Regions from separate parts of the Homo sapiens genome. Here region 1 is linked to region 2. A link is a loop called in an ENCODE intact Hi-C map of the cell type or tissue named here. Cell type or tissue: Caco-2. All regions are shown on one strand. Each heading gives the region's core, and the rest is flanking DNA. Links, peaks and the distances in the headings are about the cores only.

Region 1 (4,397 bases), core at 99-4,098, 83 kb after region 2:
ACCTAGGGGTTTGCCGAGTGCCAAAGACTGGCTTTAACTCCATTGCCGAGGCAGGTGCTGACATATCCCTTTGGCTAGGGAGGCACGTCATATGCTGGAGACTAACAGAGAAAATGGTAAAGCCAGCTCTCAGGGGAGTCTGCCGAGAAAGCCCTACCCTCTGGTTCACCAGCATGTCTGCTGAATTCTCTGTTTCTAGGAAAATTTACTAGCTTTATTTTTCCCTCACAGAGAGAGGGAAAAATCCCAGATATGGATGATTTGCCTGACTCTTGCTTTAAGGATGAATTTCTCTGCTTACCATAGGAAACTCATCTGCTGTTGACTTTCATAAAGAGTCAGGACTGCAGAAGTCAGTTACATCCTGCTGGGGGAATCATCTTCCCAGTAAGTGGGAATAGGCACATGGTTTGAGTAATGGGCAAGTCATCTATATGCTTTCTGTCCTTCAGGTACACCAGTACTATAGCTGTCTCCCAGAAGAGAAAGTCCCTTATGTCAACAGTCCTGGAGAGAAACTGCGAATCAAGCAGCTACTACACCAGCTGCCGCCACATGACAATGAGGTAAGGGGCTAGAGGGGGCTTATGCAGAATTTTCTTAGTGCCTTCTATGAATTGTTACCTTTTTCATAATCTGCCACCAATGAGGTAGCCGAAGAAGAACTCTGGCAATTTATTTTAGGTTTTAGCTTCCTTAATTAGGGCCAAAATAAACTGGCCAACAATTTACTTCTAGAGAGTATTACTAAAAAAGCAGAATCTCATTATAAACTGGATTGGCCTCTATGCCTGGCACTACTAGCTATTTGGGGGTAGCCAGGGAGCACTAAAATTCAAAAGCTATGATTCCAAGTTTTCTTACTTGAAGAATATGCCATGTGGGTTTCCTGTGTATTTTGGAGAGATGACTGAGATCCCCTGGACCACTTCAAGTCCTACAAAAGCTTTGTGACTCTCCTGAATTTTCGGCATCATTTCATATTAAATGAGCGTGCAAGTTTTCCACACTACACTGCAGGAGAATTACATGTCCAGATTTGTAGCTTCGAACGTCTGTGTTTTTGTCATGGTGAAGTCTGACTTGCTGAGGTTGTTCTTTGTACTCTTGAAAGTGTGGACTAGCAGACTGTCCTTTTTTCTGAACCCAGAAACATGGCACTGTAAGCGGGCATCTCTTATCCTCGAAATCTGATTGCTCATAAAGAGAAATTTGTAAACATGGTTTTCAAAGATCATTATGCTGGAAGGGAAGTCAGTTTACATGCTAGAAATTCATTTTTAGGTAACTGGTTTTTCAAAATAGTAATCCTATGGAACTGAACTGTCTACTTGACTCTGACTGCATTTAAAACAAAAATGTAATTTTTAATTGATAGGAGAAATAACCCCCTTAGAGAGCTGGGCACCAGCTTTCTACCAACTCTCCAACCCACGAGCTGAATCCCAGCAGCTCCGTCCCAGGGGAAATGAGTGCTTTTCAGTCTTATTTTCCCACATTAGAATGAAAGGGGATCATTTGAGAGCCTCAAAAATAAATTTGAGTAAGCAGGACAAAAACTTTAAAACTGAAGCAGTTCCCTAAAAAGAGAGCTATGATCCTCTTTACTGCTGCTTATTTCAGACATCATAAAGCAAATATAAATAATGCTTTCTCCTTTAAAGTTGAGAGCAAGCATTGTAACCTGATGCCTGGTTAACTAATTTGGAAGTGAAAATGCGGGTTTTTACAAGCAGGAAGGGTGTGCCTTCCTTTGAAAGCATGTCCCTAAAATGTCAGTGGTGTAACCATATATTCTGGGCTGTTCAGGTCACTGCAGTTCTCTCTGGGACGTTTACATGGAGACTTTTTTTTTTTTTTTTTTTTAACTCTTTTTATTTGACAGAGAGAAGGGATTGGCTCTTCTCTGATTTTAGTGGTTTGTTGTGTTTATGGTTAACTGTGCTTTTATGAAAAGAGACACCATTCAGATTACAATGTCCCATTGGTAGGAATTGTGTGTGTGTGACCCAGTGGGCAGATTTAGCCTATTTGAAATGGCTCTTTTGAAGACAAAGGGTGATTGTGATTCTAAAGTAAATATTTGACCATTTTCTTTTTTGCATAGATAAGACAATTTTGATATCCACAGCTGTCCTGGTTTTCAAATTAGGATGTGACAGTCCTAGTTCCAAGGTTTCCCTCTAACCATCTGTGTAACAAATCATCCAAGCAATTCACTTAACCTTTCTGATGTCCAGATTACTCCAAAGTATAACAGGAGACGGGATTAGGACCGTGTTTCCCAAAGTGTGGTATATACATGACTCTGAGTGTTATGTGGACATGGCAGTAAATGAAACGAAACCACATATTGAGAGAGTTACTATATTTTAAGTTGTATTGTATTCCTTGTGATAGAGTAGTTGAATAATCAAGGAGGAAATTTCAATTTAGTGCTAGCAGGTGTCTCATATCTCTCTAACTCACACTGGCCTCCACTTTTAAGTAGGAGCGTCAGGGATCTCTGTTTTAGGATTTCCTGCAAGCAAAGTGACCAGCTAGAATCTAACAACATGGTTCTGTTCCCAGTCTATTTAGGTTTCTTCTGGTTTTTTTGTTTGTTTGTTTGTTTGTTTGTTTGTTTTTGTTTTTGTTTTTACGGGTGATATTGGTTTTCCATTTATAGTTATACTTTCTTTTGAAATAAATGCATCCAAGTTTCCAAAAAACTGAGTCAGTATTAAAAACAGCATTGAGTAAATAACAGTGCAAGAATATAGCACAATTCCCAAGGTGTGCATAAGTAAGGGGAGATACTGGATTCAAATTATCTTTAATGTTCCTCCTTTAATTCTCTGAGTTTCTATATTTAACAAGAAGGAAAATGTCTCTTGCAAGTCGACTCAACTGAAGTCTAGCAGGCAGCTTGTTCCTCTCTCTACAAAGATAAACATGCAGAGACTTTTGTGCAGCATCACAGATGCCTGGTCCAACTCCTCAGGCTCACACCTTTGTTTCCCTGTTTTTCCAAAATGAGACGGGAGAACAGAAGCTGTGAGCACGTGGACACCTGCTCTGGCTCACTGACTTAGAGTCATTCTTGGTGTCAAGGATCACTTGCATGGGCACATGGAGATGAAAGTATCAGGTTCCTGCAGTTTGGAAGAAGGAGAACTTCTCAGCTCTTTCCTGGCAGCTGAGCCACCCCAGATGATTTGATCTTAACATGGTGAGCAGAGTGAGGCAGTCAGGATAAGGAGCAGGCACCTTTAGCCTGCCCAAGGCTTGGGATCCAGAATTCAGAGCCTTTGGTAAGCTCTTTTGGCTGTCCGCAATCTTAGTAGAGACTCACCTTAGTAGAGACTCACCTTAAATCTCTCCAAGGCTGTTGTGGTTAAAGTTCAGGCGAGGGCTATAAAACCAAATGAGAGTGTATTTAACGAGAAAACTCAGAGTCATGGGCTTCAGAAATCTTAAGGAGCAAGGGTGACTTTTTCCATGCCATTGTCTGTGTCTATTCAGGTTCGATATTGCAACTCCCTGGATGAGGAAGAGAAGAGGGAGCTGAAGCTTTTCAGCAGCCAGAGGAAACGCGAAAACTTGGGCCGCGGGAATGTCAGGCCTTTCCCAGTCACCATGACAGGAGCTATTTGTGAACAGGTAAGCATGGATTCAGGGGAGTGAAGAGGCATTGTTCTGGCATCTTTTCACCCATTCATTCATCCAACAATTGTTTTACTGAGTGCCTACTATGTGCCTGAGATACAGTAGTGAACAAAAGACGGGAAAGTTTCATCTTGCCCTTCTAAGGAGTTGGATTCTAGGGGAGGAAGTCAGACAATATATGTAATCAACAAAATAGAAAAAGATACAGCAAGGAAGGAGACTTGAATGTACTGGAAGTGTGGGGAGGCTGCAGTTTTAAGGAAGGTTGATGGGGAAGACCCCACTTAGAAGATCTGAGCAAAGATGTGCACAGATGTGCAAGAGGGAGAGAGTCTTGCAGATTTTAGGGCAGAGGGAATGCTAAGGCAGAAGGAATGACCGGCTTAGAGGCCCTGAGACAGGAGGGTGTCTATTATGTTCAACAGTGAGTTGGCCAATGGGCTGGGGCAGAGGGAGTGAAGGGAGATAATTCAGATAAAGTCAGAGTTCTGGGTGAGCCATTGGAAGAATTGAGCAGAGCAATGGCATGATGGATTTATGTTTTAAAAAGAGACCTTTAGAAAATGGAGTTGGCTTGGGCCATGGGTCAGCCTCCCTCCCAGGATCATCCCAGAACGAGAGCCATTTAAAGGGGAGGTAAATGATCTTCTCCTGAGAATTGAGAGTTCCTTATTGAAGTGCATGAAGCCCTTCCGAGTCATGTTGACAGGAGCTATTTGTGAACAGGTGAGAGTGGGTTCAGGGGAGTG
Region 2 (4,397 bases), core at 210-4,209:
TCAAAGTGTGATCCACATATCAGCAACATCAGTTTTACCAGCACCTGGAAAGTCGTCAGAAATGCAAAGTGTCAGCTCCACCCACCTCAGACTCGCTGAAAAACACATTGGGGTTTGGTCCACGGGCCCAACAATCTGTATTTAACAAGCCTTCCAGATGATTCTGTTGCACATTAAAGTTTTAGAAACACTGATCTAACTGAACTCAGACCACAGGCATTATCAAATAGAGAAATACGAAGATCAAAAAGAAAGAAAAGAGAATTTTATTCTTATGTTGGAAGGTAGGGTTGTGGGGGTGCTATAGGTTGGGTCACGGTTATCTGAGAAGATCACTAAAGTTTTTTCCAACTTCAGGGCTCTGTTTTTAATAGCATCGTCAAGATCCCTTGTACAGCGTTTTTTAAAGGTAATTATAGCAATGAGGTTTTCCAAGGAAGAGAGGTGTACAGTTTTTGTTTTTGTTTTTGTTTTTTTGAGATGGAGTCTTGCTTTGTCGCCCAGGCTGGAGTGCAGTGGGATGATCTCAGCTCACTGCAACCTCTGCCTCCCAGGTTCAAGCAATTCTCTTGCCTCAGCCTCTTGAGTAGCTGGGACTACAGGCACGCACCACTACACCGGACTAATTTTTGTGTTTTTTGCAGAGGGGTTTTGCCATGTTGGCCAGGCTGGTCTCGAACTCCTGGCCTCAAGTGATCCACCTGCCTTGGCCTCCTGAAGTGCTGGGATTACAAGTGTGAGCCACCACACCCAGTGGTTTTTAAATGATATTCAGGAGAGCTCAAACCGATAGGAAAAGTCTCAGTGAATTATCATTTAATGAGAGAGAACCCCATCTTTGCAGAAATAACTAGGTTATTGGCAAATTGAGAGCACACATGGTTATTCAGACACCTGGTCCTTTCACTCCTGCCTTCTTTTAAACCTAAAAGCTCTGAGACTAAATGTAGATTTCAAACCCTGGATCTTCAGCTGAACAATGCTTAGCTGCCCATTCCGTTGGATTTAAAACTTTCTCAGGAATCATCCATTGGTACAAAAAGAGGAATCCTCCCCCATGCCTCTCTGGATTTGAATGGTTGGCCCAGACAGGAATACTTACATTGCCTGGTCAAAAGCCCCAGAACTGCTCAGTGCAACCTCCTAAAGTCTGTTGCAACACACGTCACCTCTTCAAGGTTATCATTTTCCTTTAAGATCTTCTATTGTTATGAGGGCGGACACTGATTCCAAACAGAAGCAGCAATCTACATGTAGAATATGTGTTTCAGAGTACTCTGAATGCTCTGTCTAAAAGTGGAAAGATGAGACTGAGAGGTGAGGGCCACTAGCATTGAGATAGCCGTGACTACAAAAAAAGACTTCTAATCCAGTATTTCCCAGTTTTCCCAGCCTGAGAAACCCCATAATTCTTGCAGAGATAAGCTTTCCCGTCCTTCCTTATCTGACCCATCTAAACTTTTTTGTTGTAGAACACTTTCAAACACTAGAATTTTTGGCAGGACATTTTAAGGAATTGGAGTTGAGCTTTATTTTTTCTTGTTAAATCAAGCTTTGGAAAAATCGAAAAAAAATTCTAGCATTATCCAGTGAACACACATTTTTTCTCTTAGAAAAATCGGCTTGAAATTTTCTGTGCTTCTTACCTCTTATTAGTAATAATTTACCCTATTGACAACAAGTGGCTAAATAACTTAATTCCACATTCTTTAGATTGGTAGCGATGTTATGGTAGGCATCTATGATTGAAAAAATAATTTACACACATGGATCAAAACTTGGCAGCCTGGTTTTGAAATATTCGGGGTATATTCATGTGTGCTATGACATACTGGTTGAGAACCATTGGTCTACCCACAACCGCAGTAGAATCATACCTGTGTATTACATATGTAATGATACTGCTCTTTTTTGAGCCATGAGCCACTTGACCCAATTACCGTGCTATATTTCTGCTATATGTTGGTGACCAGATGAAGCCTAGGTCATGCTAAGTTGTGTTTTGTGGCATGTATGAATATATCCATTCCCATTTTTTCGCTTTCTGTCTCTCTCTCCCTGTCTCGTTCTCCCTCTCTATCAGACACACACACACACACACACACACACACACACCAGTCATTCACTTTTTCTCCTCTAGGTTTATCATAGTTTCCCCTTTTATCATCATCACCTAGTGGCCAACATCAGAATGTCTAGCATATGTTCACTAAATCCAGGGTAATTGAAAATCAGCCCTGGCCAGGGAGAGCTCCTTCCTAAATATGACTTGGTAATTATCCCCGACATTTTCAAGTGAGAGACTAATTATTGCATCAGTTACTACATAATTCCCTTTGCCAGTTAGCTCATCTTATATCCTCCCTGAAAATGACAAGACACAAATAAGTATACAAATTGGAGCATGTTAAGATGGTGTTTTTGCATTTGAACTGAGATTCCAGGGTATCCAGCCTTGGTTACCAGTGGCAGCACAAACATTTTCACTGAGTAAAATTAAACAGAAGGTGTTCCAGGACTGTGGTTGATTTCGACAGAATATCAAGGCCAAAATACGGTAACTTCCCAAATGCTATAAGGGTTGCTCTGAGCCACTGCTTTGATTCCATGCAAGTTAACATTTCTATTCATCCTGTTAGTTTTTCTGTTGTCTTTGATTCGTCATGGCATCAAACAGGTGATGGGTCTTCCCTGAAAGATGCAACTTTTCCTATTCCATAATTTGGCTGCCACAAATTGGAATACTAACAATTATGACATGAAAGAGCATGGGTAGTACAGAAATAACATACTAGGAGGCTCACAGATACCATTTTATTGGGGTAAAATGAGACAGGGCATTGAGAACAGTGATCAAATATGTATATTTCTTGGACAAGTAGACTGGGTCCTAACCAAAATTAGTCTTCTTGTTTCTGAGCCTCAGTTTACTCATCTCTGAGATGAAGTGATTAAATCTGTCATCTTCTAACATCGTTTTTCTTAATAATCATAACTGACATTATTATAGCACTATTACTATGTGTCAGGCACTCTGCTAAGGGCTTCATCTGCATAATCTCCTTTAATCCTCAGAATACTATTATCTGTCCCCATTTTACACTGAAAGCCTCAAAGAGGTTGAATAATTCACACAGCTAGTAAGTGACAGAGCTGAGATTTCTACCCAGGTATGACTGATACCAGAATCTGTGTTCTCATCCTCTACCTTATATGAACCCCAAAGTAGCATGTGACAAGATAGGATTTCTAAAATGATTCTAGACCACTGGTTCCCAAGGGGGGCAATTTTGTCCGTCAAGAATATTTGGCAATTTCTGGAGATATATTTGGTTTTCACGACTGGGGAAAGGGTGACCAGTGGCATCTCATGGATATAGGTCATGGGTACTGCTGAACACCATGCAATACATGGCACAGCCTCCAACAACAAAGAAATTGGCATGAATTGTCTATAATGTCAAGGTTGAGAAATGCTGTTCTAGGCCCAATAAAGAAATGGGTACATCATTGAAACTTTCTGTTTTCTACTGTCCACAGACAATTTTTTAAAAAGCTGTCTTCAAGGGATGACATTCCTGTTTTTAGAGTTTTTGCACACATGCACTTCATATTCCCACTCTCAGTACATGGTTGTATTTAAAAGCCACAGGTTTTGGTATAAGACAGACCTAAGTCCAAATCCCTGCTCTCTCACTTTCTGTTTTTCTTTGGGGCCATCACCTAAACTCTTAGGCCTCCTGTTTCTCATCTCTCAGATAGAAACAATTATTCTCTGTCTTGGGATGACTAGGATATAGTAAGTGCTCAGTAAATAGTTATCTTCTTTCAGCAGTGCTTCTCTTTCCTTTTGTAAATATCTCAGTCAGACTGTGCTCCTCTTACAGATGACCAGGTACACTCTTGGCCCCATCATTAATGCTGGCAGGGTGCACAGATTGCCATTCACAGACTGATGCTCACTGTCTTAGACACACAGGAACTGGAGTGGGTGAAGTGTACCCAAAGAGAAGCAGCTGTAAAGCAATGATGGCCCAATGTGAGTGTAGGGGGAGGAGCAGTAGAAGCCAAAGAATCTGGGAATCTTGGCCCCTGGCCAAGTCGTCCACTGAAGTGGACTCTCAGGGTTGGCTAGTTTTATTGTAGAATACATTGTTGCTCTATACTGTAAATGGAAAATTAACTTGTGTAACCAGTCAAACAATCTTTGTGATTATTTGCGGAGCATACCACCCAGATAAGCTGAAGATTTATGTATTTTCTTTTAAAATACCTTTTCTAGGGTAGACAGGGTGGGAAAGAGGGTATAAGTTGAAGAAAGGGGGTTGGGAAGTGATTAGGTGAAGGAATTTCCTTCATGGAAACACTCCTAAGGAAAATGTGCAGTTGGATATGCT

Evidence for each region. A loop is a pair of places that touch in the nucleus more often than their neighbours do. Peaks named below come from ENCODE experiments on the same cell type or tissue, not always from the same donor. Only the 100,000 strongest peaks of a DNase experiment are listed, where the experiment ranks them.
Region 1: it touches region 2 in a loop (2.3-fold over the local background); 1 of 110 quality-filtered maps calls a loop at or near these places.

What each region holds. Positions count from the first base shown.
Region 1 is chr3:64,159,185-64,163,581 of GRCh38, reverse strand. It overlaps PRICKLE2 (prickle planar cell polarity protein 2), which reads left to right. Exons shown (of 8, transcript NM_198859.4): 3 at 453-566; 4 at 3,505-3,642. Among named protein-coding and RNA genes, the nearest start is that of PRICKLE2-AS3, 26 kb to the left of the region's middle. In Caco-2, for the core only: no CTCF peak of the experiment used is centred there; a DNase peak (open chromatin) is centred at 2,010.
Region 2 is chr3:64,242,322-64,246,718 of GRCh38, reverse strand. It overlaps a transcript of PRICKLE2 not described here. Among named protein-coding and RNA genes, the nearest start is that of PRICKLE2, 19 kb to the right of the region's middle. In Caco-2, for the core only: a CTCF peak has its summit at 2,162 (motif pointing left); a DNase peak (open chromatin) is centred at 4,058.